Regions from separate parts of the Homo sapiens genome. Here region 2 is linked to region 1. A link is a contact called in ENCODE Hi-C or POLR2A ChIA-PET data. All regions are on one chromosome and are shown on one strand. Each heading gives the region's core, a stretch centred on a gene start or an enhancer-like site at or near the end of the contact. The rest is flanking DNA. Distances are from core to core; before and after follow the strand shown. Region 1 has its middle 170 kb from the start of LINC02533. Region 2 holds the start of KU-MEL-3 (a long non-coding RNA gene).

Region 1 (7,537 bases), core at 1,653-4,152:
TATTCTATTTTCTGGTGAGGGAGTACTTGTCTTGTTCTCTTTTTTTTTCCTACAGAAAATGCAGCCATTACTCACATTTAAAAAAATTACATTTGGGCTTTGAGGTATAATAAGAAATATATAGATATTGGTCACTGCTCCTGATTCCTGACACAGAGCCACTAAAACCCTTGTTATTTCCTGAGTGATAGGGGTGCGAGGAGAATATTTTGTCCTAATATTTGGTCTCTGACCCAGTTCCCAGCACAGAGCTCTTAAATCCCCTGGAATTTCCTGGGTGATAGGAGCATCTTTCATTCTAACAAGGTGACTCTTGGTGGACTCCTGTATGGAGTTTGTCACCAGAAAGATCAAGCCATGATGAGAAGCTTGGAACATTCAGCCTCACTCTCCATCCTCTGGGTAGAGGAGTGGGGCTGGAGATTTAGTTAAAAATTGATCCTGCCTATGCCATGAAAGATCTACATCATAGATTTTTCTGTGTCTATAACAATCCCTAAAGTATAGGGCTGAGAGCTTCCAGATTGATGAACACGTCTACGTGCTGGGGGTGGTGCATCTCAGCTCCATGGAGACAGAAGTGCCTGTGCTTGGGACCCTTTCAGACCTTGCCCTCTGCATCTCTTTATCTGGCTGTGTGTGTGTATCCTTTGTAATATTCTTTGTAATAAAGTGGTAGGTGAATATAAGTGAGTATTTCCCTGACTTCTGCAAACTGTTCTAGCAAATGATCAAAACTGAGGAGGAGGTTATGGGACCCTCCTATTTGTAACCAAGTCAGACAGGGGTTGTGGGTAACCTAGAGACCATCACTTGTGATTGGTGTCTGAAGTGGGGTGAGGAGTCAGGAGGAACTGAACACTTAACCTGTGGGATCTGTGCTAATCCCAGGTAGATGGTGTCAGAATTGAATTGAATTATTGAACACCAAGTTGGCGTCTGAAGAGAATTGGAGAACTAGTTGGTGTGGGAAAACCCCACACATATTTGGTTACAGAAGTGTTCTGTGTTAAGTGTGAGTATAAGGAAGGAAAAATGAGTTTTTCTTACAGGCTTACATTTAAGGAATTATCTTTCTTGAAAATGATATTGAAGTCAGCACTGTCTGGGAAAGTCTGGAACATAAAGTGCTTCTGAGCCAGGATCTTTTGTATCATTAAAATGACGCACTCTTTAGGGAGGGAGCAACCTACTTTTAGATGAGGGTCTTAGGGGAGACTTTATTTTGGAGCCATTTGTGGGCACATGAACTTGACTTTCAGATCTCTGATTGGGCAGGAACAGCTCCTTGCTAGGGGCTACTGAATGAACCTCAAGGAAAAGTGAAGTTGAAAGCTCTTAGGCCACATCAAAGAAGTGGGGAGGATACAGAGCCTTCTTCCCTTCTGGGAGACAAGGGCACCAGAGGCCTTCCTTGCTTTTTAACAATGCGCATCTATTTTGTGAGGCTTAAAAGGGCGTTTTGTCCATGGGAGATGCTAAAAATATTCTTGTAGGAAGAAAGGAAAAGGGGGAAAGGGAAGATGTGATAAAAGGAAGAAGAGAAAAAGGGATAATTCAAAGTACTGAAATAAAAATTTTGGTTAGCTCAAAAAAGAAGTAAAATACAGTATCTAGAGAGCAACAGCACAAAAGAGAAAACAAGCAAATATTCCTGGATGTTTCTTTCTCACCGTATCACCCTGAGTACGTTATTTAACCACTCTGAGTCCCAGTTTCCTCATCTGTAAAACGAGTCTCTCTACAGGAATTTTGTGAGGATCAACAAACAAAAAAGCTTCTGCTGATTCGTGAGGATGCTAATGTCAAACACCATGCACACTCACCACAGCCTAAAACCTTTTCTAAGAGCTTCACAGGTATGATCTCATCTAGTCTTCCAAACAAAACTGTGAAGGAAGTTCCTTCCTCATTTGAAAGAGAAGACTGAGGCACAGACCCTCAGCTAAACCAACAGGTGGCATGCTTGGATTTGAACCTTGCTAGTTGCTCTTGCTCCTTAGTCTGTGTTAAGTACCTCCCTTCCTCACCATCCTATGTTGCAGTAGCTCCTCTTTCTTTTCTTCTTCTTTTTTTTTTTTTTTTTTTTGACTGAGTCTTGCTCTGTCGCCCAGGCTGGAGTGCAGTGGTGCCATGTAGACTCACTGCAACCTCCACCTCCAGGGTTCAATTGATTCTCATGCCTCAGCCTCCTGAGTAGCTGGGATTACAGGTGCAGGCCACCATGCCCGGCCAATTTTTGTATTTTTAGTAGAGACAGGGTTTCACCATGTTGGCCGGGCTGGTCTTGAACTCCTGACCTCAAGTGATCCACCTGCCTCAGCCTCCCAGAGTAGCTCCTCTTTTGACTATTTCACAGGTGCAATGCTCATTCTGACAATTCAAAAGAAATTTGGTTGGCTAAATTGGGCTCTATGCAATTGGGAAGTATCACTGGATTTGACATATCTAGGCTCAGTTCATTGTTAGCAAACGTAATTGATACACACTGAGATCTTGTGATCCAAGCCTGAGAACTACAAACATTAAATCCACAAATGTATTTCAAAGTTCAAATTTTACATTAGTGAAACAAGGAAATATAAGTGTCATAACACAATGGCAGCTTTCCAAGAATGAATATTTTATTGGTGGGGAAAATTGGCCTTTTGGGTCACCTTACTTTAGCTCTTCAAGGATGTACAACTATATAAAATTGACCTTATGTTGTGGTATTGAACAGCTGGGCTATGGAATATTTTAAACCAGCGTTTAAAAATAATCCCATAGAGTGGGAACTGATGCAATCCTAAGGGGAAAGAAAGCTTTGGAGGAGTGTCTGGCTTCCTCTTTTCCTCTTGGCTTGAAACCGACAGGCAGATCTTATCTACTCTGGTTGATTTTCTAGCATTAGGACTTTATGCAAATGGATCGGGGCCTTGTATCCTGAGAGGGAAAGTGGTTCACTGGAAATGTTTTGGCAATCACAGATTCTTCCAGGTGCCTGCCTGAGAATGATTTTCTTACATTGAGAATTTTCTTCCAACTGGGCACAGATGACAGAAGTCTGGACTTGTTTGGAAATATGATCCTATCAGTTCTCAGACATTTTTAGAATATCTACCCAACCCCAGCCTTTCAGCACCCCTGTAATGATCATATTGATTTCATACTTCTAAGTTTTGGGATGTTAAAAATAGGAAGGACTTGAAACCCTTATTGTGGGATTTACTGTTTATTCCTGTTATCTCCTAACTTGGGTTAACATGGATTCTGATGAGAATAATGAAAAGTGAATAGTTTAACCATGTTTAGAAGAGTATTCATTTATTAGACATGCTGCTAAATGTGTCTGATCTCACAGAGATTAATTACTCTTTCTCAGTATTCCTCTTTCTCATGCACACATTCACTTACAAGTTCAGGCTGTCATGTTTTTGCCATTTTCTTGCCGGTGCCTTGCAATCCTAATAAAATGTTTACTAGGTAGCATTTCTCTGGATACAGTGTTGAGCTGAGAACTGACTTGAACATGAATCATGATAATGTTTCTTACTGTTTACATAGCAATGAAGATTATCAGGATGAATGGAGAGAAGCCAACCACCCTCTTTATTCATCACAAAGTCATTCAGCCCTGTTATTTCTCATGCTGAGAGATTTATTGGTAATTTTGCTGCAGATAAGTTGTCTTGAAGGGAGCAAAAACTTTCAGGAATTGAGGTGCTTCTGAATCAGAGAAAACTATGATACGTCATTAACTCTGATACTGAATTATATAGAAGAAATGCAAAAGACTCATAAGCACTTAGAAAAACAGTAATCAGTGTGTGTTGATTATCTCAGCCACGGTATACCTTTTTTTCCACCACACATTTCCGGGGTGATTTGCACTGTATTTTCATATTTAACATTAGGGAAAAGTGTGTTGTGGGTGCTATGGACATGTATTAGCATATTTTAAGATGGTTTATTTGGGCTTTTTTTTTTAACCTAATAAATCCAGTTCATGTGCACACAACATCACTCATGTTTGCTGCTTTTGAAGTAAATTTCATTTTAATTCTTCCAATCAGTCGAAACATTTGAAAAAAAAATAACATGAAAGTTTTGAGCTCGGGAAAGGTTTTTGTTATCATTTTTGTTTTTTTACATTGATCTTAGGTCATTGAGTAGATAATAGGAATACATTTGCTAATGAAGATGAGACGTCAACTGTCCGATATAGTCATCAATCAAATGTCTGGCTCAGAATCAAGACACAGACCCTTCCATCTCCCTACCTGTTTCCCCAGCAGACCTGCAGCAACCCAGATGGTGTTTTTGGACTATTTTATAAATGTGTAATTCATAGAAGTCTACTAATGATCTATTATTTTATACTAGTGGCCAACCTTGGAATTTAGTGTGTAATTTCTGCAGGCCACAATGAATGATTTCTGACAAGAGGTTGTTGTGTTGAAGGAGAAAGAGCAAAGGAAATCTTTCAGAACAATTAGTAGGTTAAGTTACTTGGCTCCCAGTTTGAGATTGAGAAATAATTTTTTAAGTTTTTTCCCTGTCCCATTCCCTCTTTGTGACCTAAAAAACCCCCAATAGCCAGAGAATAAAGACAAAGAGCAAGAGGACTCCTTGTAAGTGCTCCCCCAGAGCAAGTTATCAATTGCTAAATTGGTAGGAGGCATGTGTGCTTTGCACAATCCACTCAACCTGACACTGAGAAACAGGGACCAGATGTTGAGCCAGGGTTTGGGCTCAAGTGCTTAGGTGGCTGGATGTGCACTTTCCATTAAGTCCAAAAGCCTGCTTGAGGAAGTGACCAAGTTGACTGCTCAATCTTGACATCTATTTGAGAATTTATTGGAAAGACCACGGGCAAATACACTTTGTCTGAGAAGCTGTTCCTGTACAGTGGGTTGGAAAGACCCAACTGGAATGTCATTTTCCATGATCTGACCATTTTATACGTCTTCCTCCATGAATAGGAATTTTCGAAAATCATTGGCTACTTCCAACTGCACAACTGTGTGAAGGCCTTGCTGCCAGCACTGAGCATAGGTGTGAGTGTCCAAAGAACAGTATTCTAGTCCCAGGTCTGCCACTAACTCACTTTGACACTTGGCTAGTCTCTGATTTTCTTTGGCCTCGTTTCCTCAGCTGTAAAATCCGGAGGCTGAACTAGAAAGTTCTGCTCTTGCTCTGTGCTTCCAGCATTTCCTACCTTCGATTACACCAGCCAAGAGTTCTTGACAAAAGCCCAGTGCTCCAGCTCCCCTATCCCCAGCAGCTTCTTTGCCTTTCCATTGGGAAGTTTGGCTTTTAAGCCTGAAACAACGTATCAGATCATAATGCTGCTGGATCATCTGAATTATCCATGGCTCCTTATTGCCTGCAGAAAACAAACTTCCTCCATTGTCATGTAAAGTCCCATGAACTGACACCCCACCCCCAGCTTTCCAACCTTATCTTTATTCTTGTTCCTCCAGACTGGCCTGCTCATATTGCCCCAAGCACATTACATCATCTCTGTCTCTGCTTCTTTGATTTCAGTATTCAGTGTTCCTGGAATCTTCCTTGTCTTTCTTTCCCAACCCTGTAGGGCAGCACTATGGGACCCAGCCCCACCTTGGCTTCAGTAGAGCTGCTGTTGACTGTTGCATTGATTTATAATCCAATTTCAACTTTTATTCAAGCAAAAAGATTCAAGACAAAAGTTAGTTTGGAATTCAGTAAATACAATGATTATGGACAAGCACCAGCTGTTGGCTCTTTCCCAGGATCTCTACCCAAGAAGCCAGAAGATATTGATGGTTCCCAGAATCTAGTGCAAAAATCATGAGAAATCTTTGGGAAGATGAAATAGAGTGGTTCCAGGTGCAGTGGAAAACATAGAGTGAGAGAGAGCCTGGTATTGAGGAATGAATTTTGAGAAAACTTTCTAGTTATATCTCTCCACCTCTGGCCCTCCCCCTCAACCACATTACTACTCACGCTTTTATGGGGAAATGGATGGTAAGGAAAACAGCAGCAGCAGCTTAGAGCCAGCCAAAGGCAAGAGGCGAAAATTAGGGAAGGCCCAGAGACTGGCTGGGTAAGGAGTGAAAGAGTAACAACAGTGAGAGGATCAGGAAGATCCTGAGAATTCTTTTTTTCTTCATCCTGGATGCCACTCCTGTGTTATCAGTTGCATTCTATGTAGCAGATCTTGGAAGACAGATCTACCTAGCAGCAGGTTTACCTGTGGCAAATAAGTGGGGAGGAGTTGCTGAACCCAGATTGTAAAGCCAGAAGATCCTTCCAAGTCCATATCCCTTCTACTCATTCTGAAATCCAGAATGTATTTAGAATTAGAAGTATTTACTTAGGGGTATGGGCTTTTTTAAAAAAAAGTCAGGGGCTGGGCGCAGTGGCTCACGCCTGTAATCCCAGCACTTTGGGAGGCTGAGGCAGGTGGATCACCTGAGGTCAGGAGTTCAAGACCAGCCTGGCCAGCATAGTGAAACCTCATCTCTACTAAAAATACAAAAAATTAGCTGGGCGTGGTGGCAGGCGCCTGTAATCCCAGCTACTCAGGAGGCTAAGGCAGGAGAATTGCTTGAACCTGGGAGGCGGAAGTTGTGGTGAGCTGAGATTGTGCCATTGCACTCCAACCTTGGCAACAAGAGCGAAACTCCATCAAAAAAAAAAAAAAAAGAGGCAGATTTATTGAACTATAATGTGTATAAAATTTACTTGTTTTCAGTGTTGAGTTTTGACAAGTGGGTGTATTAGTGTAACTACCATCACAATCAAGACACAACAATTTTTTCAGTTCAAGAAGTTCACTAATGACCCTTTACAGAATTCCCGTACCAATACCCCACCCTAGTACCTTTCCCCAGAAAGATAGATCTGTTCTTTATCATCGTCGTTTTGCCTTTTCTACAATTTTATATAAATAGAATCATATGGTAGTGAAAGAAGTAGTCTAGCTTCTTTCACTAAGTGTGATGCATTTGAGATTCATCATGGCATTGAATGTATCAGTCGTTTGTTCCTTCATATTGCTGAATATTGCATGAATATCCCAAAAGTCATTTAGTCATTCACTGGTTGATGGACATTGGAGTTGCTTATAGTTTTTGGCTATTACAAATAAAGCTGCTATACACACTCATGTACAATATTTTCTTTTTCTTGGGTAAATACCTAGAAGTAGCATTGCTGGGTCATATGGAAAATGTAGGTTTAATTGTATTACAGAGTGCTAAACTGATTTTCTACAGTGACTGTACCACTTTGCAGTCCCAACAGCAATGTTTGAGAGTTCCTAGTCAACACTTGGTATGGTCAGTTTTATTTTTTTTTTAACTTTAGACATTCTAGTAGTATGTATTAGTAACATATGGTTTCAACTTGCATTCTTTTTAATAACTAATGATGTTGTGGATCTTTTTGTGGTTTTTTTTTGCCATCATATATTTTATTTGGTAAAATTCCTGTTCAAATATATTTTCTATTTTTAATTGGGTTATTTGTCTTCTTATTCTGAGTTCCAAGAATTCTTTCTATATTCTAA
Region 2 (7,537 bases), core at 2,730-5,229, 290 kb after region 1:
CTCACACAGGCTCTAAAGAGAAGAGTATCAAACACCCAGAAATTTTGCAAGCCAGTTGTTAAGCTATTGGCAATTTGAAATTGGCCACAGTGGGAGTATTTTTTACACCACAGATATTGGCAAATGTTACAAATCAGGGTTGCTGAAGGATTTTGGTCCATAGAGCTGACTTTCCACTGCACCAAGTCATTCTCCATTGACTTTGCTTTCCTCCAGCATGGTCTGACACGTTCCTGCCGGGATTGTGGGCAGCTGCCCCTTGCTGTCTTTCTAACATTAGCCCATGCATCTGTAATCTTTCTGTGGGAACCACTGTTCTTCTGCCCTGCCCTTTTGTAAACTCTCCCCACTTGGAACGCAAAGTGAAAATGAAGCCCTCGCTGCCAGAAACAGGGACACAGAGAAACACCTTGGAAACACTGCTCCTCCCAGTCGGCAGCACCAAAGGCTTCACAGCTCCATGTAATTTCACGCTCAACATCAAGTGATTCACAATAGCACCTTGTAACCAGAAAAGGCACAAAGCGCCATCCTCATTGCTCTGCTGTCTGCAGGAAGCAGGAGGCTCTATCTTCCAGCATTGGTGGCCGCGGCCCTTGTGCCAGGCTGCCTGCACTTGGAGCTCATCCATCCCTGGTAGGAGCACCCGGACTCCACTCCAGATGGTGGGAAGCCTGGCCAGTGGAGCGAGTTACCAGCTTCCGCCGAGTGGTGAGAACGAATGACTCTAATGTGTGTTTCCTTGGCGGCTTGACTTGCTGCTCCTTCATTCTTGACATTCGGCCAAGATCCCTCCTGATTTTCTAATGATCCCCCTGTAACAGCCTTGGAAATCTCCCACTCACCAGAACTCATGCAAACGTATGCCAGATGAACAGAAAAAGAATATGATCTAATTGTTTTTTCAGGCAAAATGTGCAGTAACCAAGAGCAGGTTAGACCTGTTGAAAATTCTTATAGGCTGGTCATTTGTGAGTCATACTTACATGACCCTGAATTGCCTTGCTTGGGGTTAATTGCATGGTTTGGCCAGCTGCCTCTATAATTGGCTCGATTTGGTTACAGAAGCCACTAAAACAATGATCTGAGGTCACTGGCTGTTTCAGACCAAGGGGCAGCAAAATTGAAAGCAAAGCGACCAGCCAAATTAACCAATAAAAAGACCAATTTGACGCTACACGGGAAATATAACCTTATATAAATCTGGGGAGAGCAATTAGTTTGAAACATTTGCAATTGTTGATATTTGACTGTTTTAATCTTTTAAAAACGGCAATTTTAAACAGCTCAGCCAAATAGTCCCCTTGGTTCTCAAGCAATCACTACTCTAACATTTCAGAATTGTCTGGGCTGGGGCTGGGGAGAAGTCAGCAGGAGAAAGAAACACATCTCTCACCATGCTTCCTGTGGTTCTGACACCTTCTTCTCAAGTACAGTTTAGTGGAAAGAGCCCTGGTTTAAGACTCAGGAGACCTAATTTTAGCCCCAATTGACTTCCTATAGGGCCTTCGACAAGCCATTTCTCCTTTAAGTCTCGTTCTGTTCAACTGAAACAATATCATAAACATTCTCGTGATGCCGAAATGAACTGACGGATGGGAACATGCTTTTTTAAAGTGAAAATTATTACACAGATAATTCATAAAGGCTACACACATTATAGTTATCAACTCCTATTGATATGTGAGTGTGTATACTCCCGCAGGAGAGAATAAACTTTGAATGCAACCATAACTTATTACCCCTTTGTTCCAGTGTCACTTCTGATAGCAAACAATGCCAAAACAGTAACAAATTGCCATTGTATTTTCCATTAGTCATCAGAGTATAAAAGATTTGATAAATAGCGAGAAAACACATTGGCTCTTTCGGGTGGGAAATCCGTGTTATTGACAGTAGCAAATTACATGTCTTTGAAAAAGATGGTGTCACGGTTCTTAGAGATTATTTGCATTGCTACTGAGACATAAGAAAACCTCAAGGAGCTTTTAAAGGCCGTGTCTGTGAGATGAATGGTCTGGTGTCCTCACCCAGCCCCCCTTGTTCCAGCATTCGTGTGACACTGCCGGGCAGCTGCCTTGGCATGAGCCTTCTCTGTCCAAGAACAGACTGCCAGGCCTGAACACGGAGAGGAGGAACAGCCTCTGGGGTATTCCCTGACTTTGGGGAGGCACGATGACCAGGCTGGGGCCTGTGCTTTGGGGGAAAGCACACAAGGAGATCGAGGGTGTTTTTTCTGTGTCCTCTGCTCCTGTCCTTGCCATTGCCTCTGCGCAGCTGCCTCCTGTTCTTTCACTCCGGTGACAGCCCGGGCAGATGCCTCCCTCCAGAGCCGCTGCCAGCCCTACTCCATGGACAGCTGTCGCCACGGCCCCAGGAGAGCAGCGTGACCACCGGCACCAGCCATGAGGAGGGCACATCTGCAGAGAATCCCCTACCCCTGGCTGCGGGCCTGAGGGCTCAGCGCCCTACTGTACAGGACGTTCCCAGCTGGCGCCACTTAACACGAGCCTCTTCTTCACTTGGTTTTTCACCTCTGAGATGTTCCGCTCTGCTGCAAGCAATAGGGTGTTTCACAGATCCATACTTGTCTTTACAATTTCCAGGCTTAGGAAATATTTTTAAATTTTATTGATGACCTTTCCAAAGTTTAAATGAGTTAGCCCTTGGATGTTAAGAGGAAATAGTATTTTAAAGACAAAGTAAAAGAATGCCAAATCTATGAGGACATTATGCTAAGTGAAATAAGCCAGTCACAAAATGACAAGTATTGCTGATTCCACCTATATAAGGTCCTAGATTAGTCAAACTCGTAGAGACTGAGAGTAGAAAGGGGATGCCAGGGACTGCAGAGTGGGGCTAGGGAAGTGGGGAGTTAGGATTTAACGTGTACAGAGTTCCAGTTCGGGAGGATGGAAAGACTTCCGGAGGTTAGGCACAGGGGCTCATGCCTATAATCTCCACACTTTCAGAGACCAAGGAAGGAGAACTGCTTGAGGCCAGGAGTTTGAAACCAGACTGGGCAACATAGTGAGATCCCATCTCTACAAAAAATTTAAAAAATTAAACAGTGTGGGGACGTGAGCCTGTAGCCCCAGCTACTCAGGAGGCTGAGGTGAGAGGATTGTTTGAACCCAGGAGGTTGAGGCCACAGTGAGCTGTAATCACACCACTCCACTCCAGTCTGGGTAACAGAGCGACACCCTATCTCAAATAAATAAATAAATCTTTTTAAAAATAAAAGAATTGGATATGATGTTAAATTTTATGTTATGTGTATATTGCCACAATTTAAAATTTTTTAAAGAATACCAAATCAAGAAGTGCTAAAGTTCATGGAATTACCTATATCAGAGGTGGTGGGAGTCAGGAGTATGGAAAAGAACCCTTCAAATGAAAAGGTTCATGATTATCGAAAACAGCTTGTCCTGTTTTTACCAACTGGAAACTTTCTCTAGGAAAGCAGCTATTCCTAATGGCATTTCTAAAATTATGCAAACACAAAACCAAAAAGAAGGCAGGCACCCAGTAAAGTTATCTAAGACTTTGGTGGGAAAATAAATAAATAAACCTGCCGCCTCACGGTTGTTTCTCCTCACCTACAAGGCTTTGATTTCTGAGATGGGGCCTGAAGCAGGAATTCCTCACACAATGGATGCTCAATTTGTCACAGGATGTGCCTCTCCACTCTCATACCAGATAAAAGGTTAGCCTGGTTTTTCATCTAGCTGTGTCTCCCTCAGAATCAAAACTATCGTCCTCCTCAGTGCTGGATCGAGTCCTTTCATCTTTAATTTGACCAAAATGGAAACCAGGATCATGAGAATTCCTCGGGGCTGGTGTTGAAAGGAATTTCCCCTGCTCTTGCCAGAGTCTCGAGGGGTGGCCTCCTTCCACGGGTGAGTAACCACAAGTCCATGTGACCGAACAAACAGCATATTCTTTTGTTCAAAAGAGAAAAACAACATTGAAGGAAATCAGCTGAAGAAAATTGAGATGAAAGCCAGTCCACGCCTCAGCATCCTGAGGAAATGTTCTTCCTTGATGCTCTGAGCTCTCTAAGAAGTTACCACAAAACCAAACCCATCAGAAGTTTGCAGGACGTCCTTGTTTAGAGCTGGGAAATAAACCACGAAACAGCGCAAAGGAGAGTCCAGGCCTGCCAATGCTTCCGCGAACTCCTCGCCCCGACCTCATCCTTCTCCAGCTCCTACCTGCAGGCCTCAGGTGAGCTCCGGAGTCTAGTCATTCCTGTTGGGAGGCAAGTGTGTGACTGGTGTGCAAGTCAGGTCAGGAGGCTGCCTTGGTGTCCAGCAAGTCTTGTTTGCGGAGGCAGGGACTGCTGGGTTGGGGCACTTCCCGACCCTGTTTCTGCTCTTCTCCCCTCTGCAGGCCTCCTGACCTCCAGGCTCCTTACCCTCCCGCTGGCCTCTGCTCTACACTCATCTTTGTGCCCTGCTTCCAATCATGCCAGGCCTCGGGGTCCCTGTCTCTAACTTCACCATGAGACTCAGGTGCTTCTCTACACTCCACCCTCTCCAACACTGTTTGGAATCTCAGGCTTGGTCCCAATCCTATGGGCTAACTTTGAAAAGACCGCTGTTCATAAGGAGAGAGAAAGGAGGAAGAGATGAGAAAGGAAGACAGAGAAAGAAACTCTATGATCACGGTTTTTCCAAAATTCATGGTTAAATTAGAACTTACTATGTGCAAATATAGAAGCACGGGTCCACAGAGTTCCAGAGAATGAATGCTGACGACTAAGCACCAGCCTCCACTCCCTGCCCCATAGTGAGTATCCCTCCTCTGTGTGCTCATGCTGTGAATCCCCCCCATTCTACCACTTCTCCCCTCATCACTGGCTTGCTGTAGGATCAGAAGTTCCTTAAGAACAAGAACCTTCTCCCAGTGTATCCCCAGCACCTAATACAGAAGGTAATAAGGAGGAGGCATCTGCTAAACGCTTGTTGAAGGAGTGAAATTGAGAGACCAGGAAGGGCCTGCAGGCATTGTGGTGAGCCTGCCTGTTGTCCACGTGGCTGCAGCAAGCAAACATGGGTTTTCCTTGGAAGGACTGTGGGCCATCAACCCATTAATTGCCGAGTTGCTTCTATCAGGGCAAGGCTGTGGAATCCTGTTATCCTAGACAATGAGGTACAGGGTGCAAGCAGATCTGTGTGCTGCTGTCTTCCGGTAAACGGACCAAGTTCTCACTTCCCATCCTCCTCCCCAGTCTCACCCACCCGTGCTCCCAAGAGAGCAATTCATCATGTCAGTGTCTGGTGTTTTCTTGAAGGCCTGTGCTAAATAAAGTGGATTGTTTATAAAGTGGGATTATTCTCCAAGCACAGAAGCAGATTCCTGGGCAAGTTGTTGCGCTGAGTGTAATTAATGAAATGCTTTTTGGACCAAATTGTCCAATGGAATGAGATCACCCACTGCCAGACTGGGTCATTCAGACCCAAAATAGATGGTCTGTATTCAATCCTAGATTTAAAACACACACACACACACACACACACACACACACACGTTGCTTAACGTCCTTCGCATCAGGAAACTACCAGAATACAGCAGACTGCGATTGTTAGAAGTGTAGAGTCAAGGTACCATTTCTAATTTTCTCTTTTTTTCTATAGTCAACACTTATTCAGTGAGCCGAGATCATGCCACTGCACTCAAGCCTGGGGGACAGAGCGAGACTCCGTCTCAAAAAAAAAAAAAAAAAAAAAAAACAAAAAAACAAGAAAATTTTCTATGCATCCAGGTTAACATCTTTGAAGCAGCATTTTCTGTCATCCACTGGAGCACTCATTTAGACAGGACTGCATAACTGCAAAGCACCCTGGGGCCTGGAGCAATGGTGAGCATGAGGCATTGTAACTTAGATGTTGCTTCAGTGAGAAAATGCTTCTCCTTCCTTCCAGAAGGAACCAACAGAAAATGAGAGGAGAAAGAAAAGGGCTGAGAAAAGTAGCTTTGACCACTTAGCAACAGTATTTCAGAATCATTACTCTAGAGAAAACAAGGAGAACTCAAAACTTTCATAGATTATGTCCCACGCAAAGAGTTTGCAGTGACCTTCAGAAACATTTTCAGTGACTTGGAGACCTTCCTGCAATGCTGTGCATAAATCTGTCAGCATTGCAATCCATGCAGCCTTATCATCTGAATTCAAATCCTCCCTGGACATTCTGCAGACTCACCACTTAAATTAGACAACCAGCTAGAAAACACTGTTGCAACACGAAATCCATTCCAAAACTCCACAAAGTGTTGCTCATGGGGGAGATCCATCTGTGAGTCAAAAAGAGATGAGCTCAAAGGATTTGGGGGTTGCCTCTGTCTTCCCAGAATGTAGCCGTTGCCTGGCAGACAGCATTACAACAAGGGCTGTGCCTGCACTTGGGCCAAAGAGCTGTCGCTCCTGCTTTGAAATCTTGGCATGACCTGGAGGTTTCCCTCACTTTCTCCCTCCATAACCCAAACCATGGCCAAAACCCACTTTCTCGTTTTTCACATGGCTGCTCCTACAATGTTGCTGCTGGGAACCCAGTGGAGTACCTGCCCATTGTTCTCCCAGCCCTGGCCTGTCTATGTGGCCTCCTCCCACAAAGAGGTGGCTTTTTATCTTCAGTCCAGAGCAAAAGGCTCAGACAGTTACCACGGAAAGAAATGTCACCATAATGAGCAGGCCCTCCTTTTATCACAGGGTGCTGGGTACTCGACCTGACCTCAGCTGGGCTAGAGAGCCCATGAAGCTCAGGCGGGAGCACTAAACCACCACCCACCTGCATGACCCACCTGCAACTCCTCAGCTGTATCCCTCTTCTGCCCAAGCATCCCATCCTGCTCCTTCCCAGCCAGCATCCTTAGTGACCATGAAGCACAGCCTGGCAAGCTCTTGCCCACAAAGAGTGTAGACAGTTGTTTGCTTCCTCCCCAGAAGGGCAAACCGTAATCACCATGGCATGAGAGAACCCAACCCAGAGAACCCACATTCACATGTGCCTCTGCCCTCATGTGACCTTAAACAGCTAAATGCACATTTCTGATCTCCAATGACATCATGGTCACACAACAGAAGCCCCTTAAAGGCACCCAACACAATACCTCATTCATCAGGGTCATGCCAGTCACCTGCTAGTTGGCTCTCAGCTCCATCTGGGCCCTTCGTCTCATTTTCCCTTCTTGGTTTCCTTGACAAATGGCTTTCCAGAAATTTGTGCGAGCAAAAGGTGCTGGAAATAAGGACCTGCGAGGGTATTTCTTCCTCTTACCTCTAGCACCATCTCGGACAGTAGCTCCATCTCCCATCAGACAGTGCCCTCCTCCACGGTTCTAGCTCCCACTCAGCAGCCCTGGTTTGGTTTCTGTTTCCACCTGGTGCCCCAGCTTCTGGTCTCTGGCTAATCCCACCTCTGAGGCCACAGCTGGTGGAGGCTTCCTGCCTTATTCGTCTCTCACCTGCCTCACCATCTGCTGTGTGCCTTCTCAGCTCCTCCTGGGCAACCAACTCCCTGCATTAATTTCTCTC

What was found. A loop is a pair of places that touch in the nucleus more often than their neighbours do. ChIA-PET counts read pairs that join two places held with the same protein, here RNA polymerase II (POLR2A). Pooled maps may share reads with other maps.
Region 2: a map of endothelial cell of umbilical vein shows a loop between it and region 1 (8-fold over the local background). The contact joins the promoter of KU-MEL-3 here to the enhancer-like site in region 1. A Hi-C loop is called at or near these places in 7 of 168 maps with a recorded cell type or tissue (MCF 10A, PC-3, PC-9 and 3 more) and 3 of 50 pooled maps. POLR2A ChIA-PET finds 5 or more read pairs at or near these places in 1 of 52 experiments (PC-3).

The regions. Positions count from the first base shown.
Region 1 is chr6:4,317,534-4,325,070 of GRCh38, forward strand. No RefSeq gene overlaps it. Among named protein-coding and RNA genes, the nearest start is that of LINC02533, 170 kb to the right of the region's middle. Within about 2 kb of position 2,903, at least 9 of the 41 ENCODE cell types and tissues checked have a DNase peak (open chromatin) inside an H3K27ac peak, as active enhancers do; they include PC-3, PC-9, endothelial cell of umbilical vein and 1 more, where a contact is called at or near this core.
Region 2 is chr6:4,606,586-4,614,122 of GRCh38, forward strand. KU-MEL-3 (a long non-coding RNA gene) reads left to right here and starts at 3,980. Exons shown (of 2, transcript NR_122107.1): 1 at 3,980-4,227; 2 at 4,393-5,334.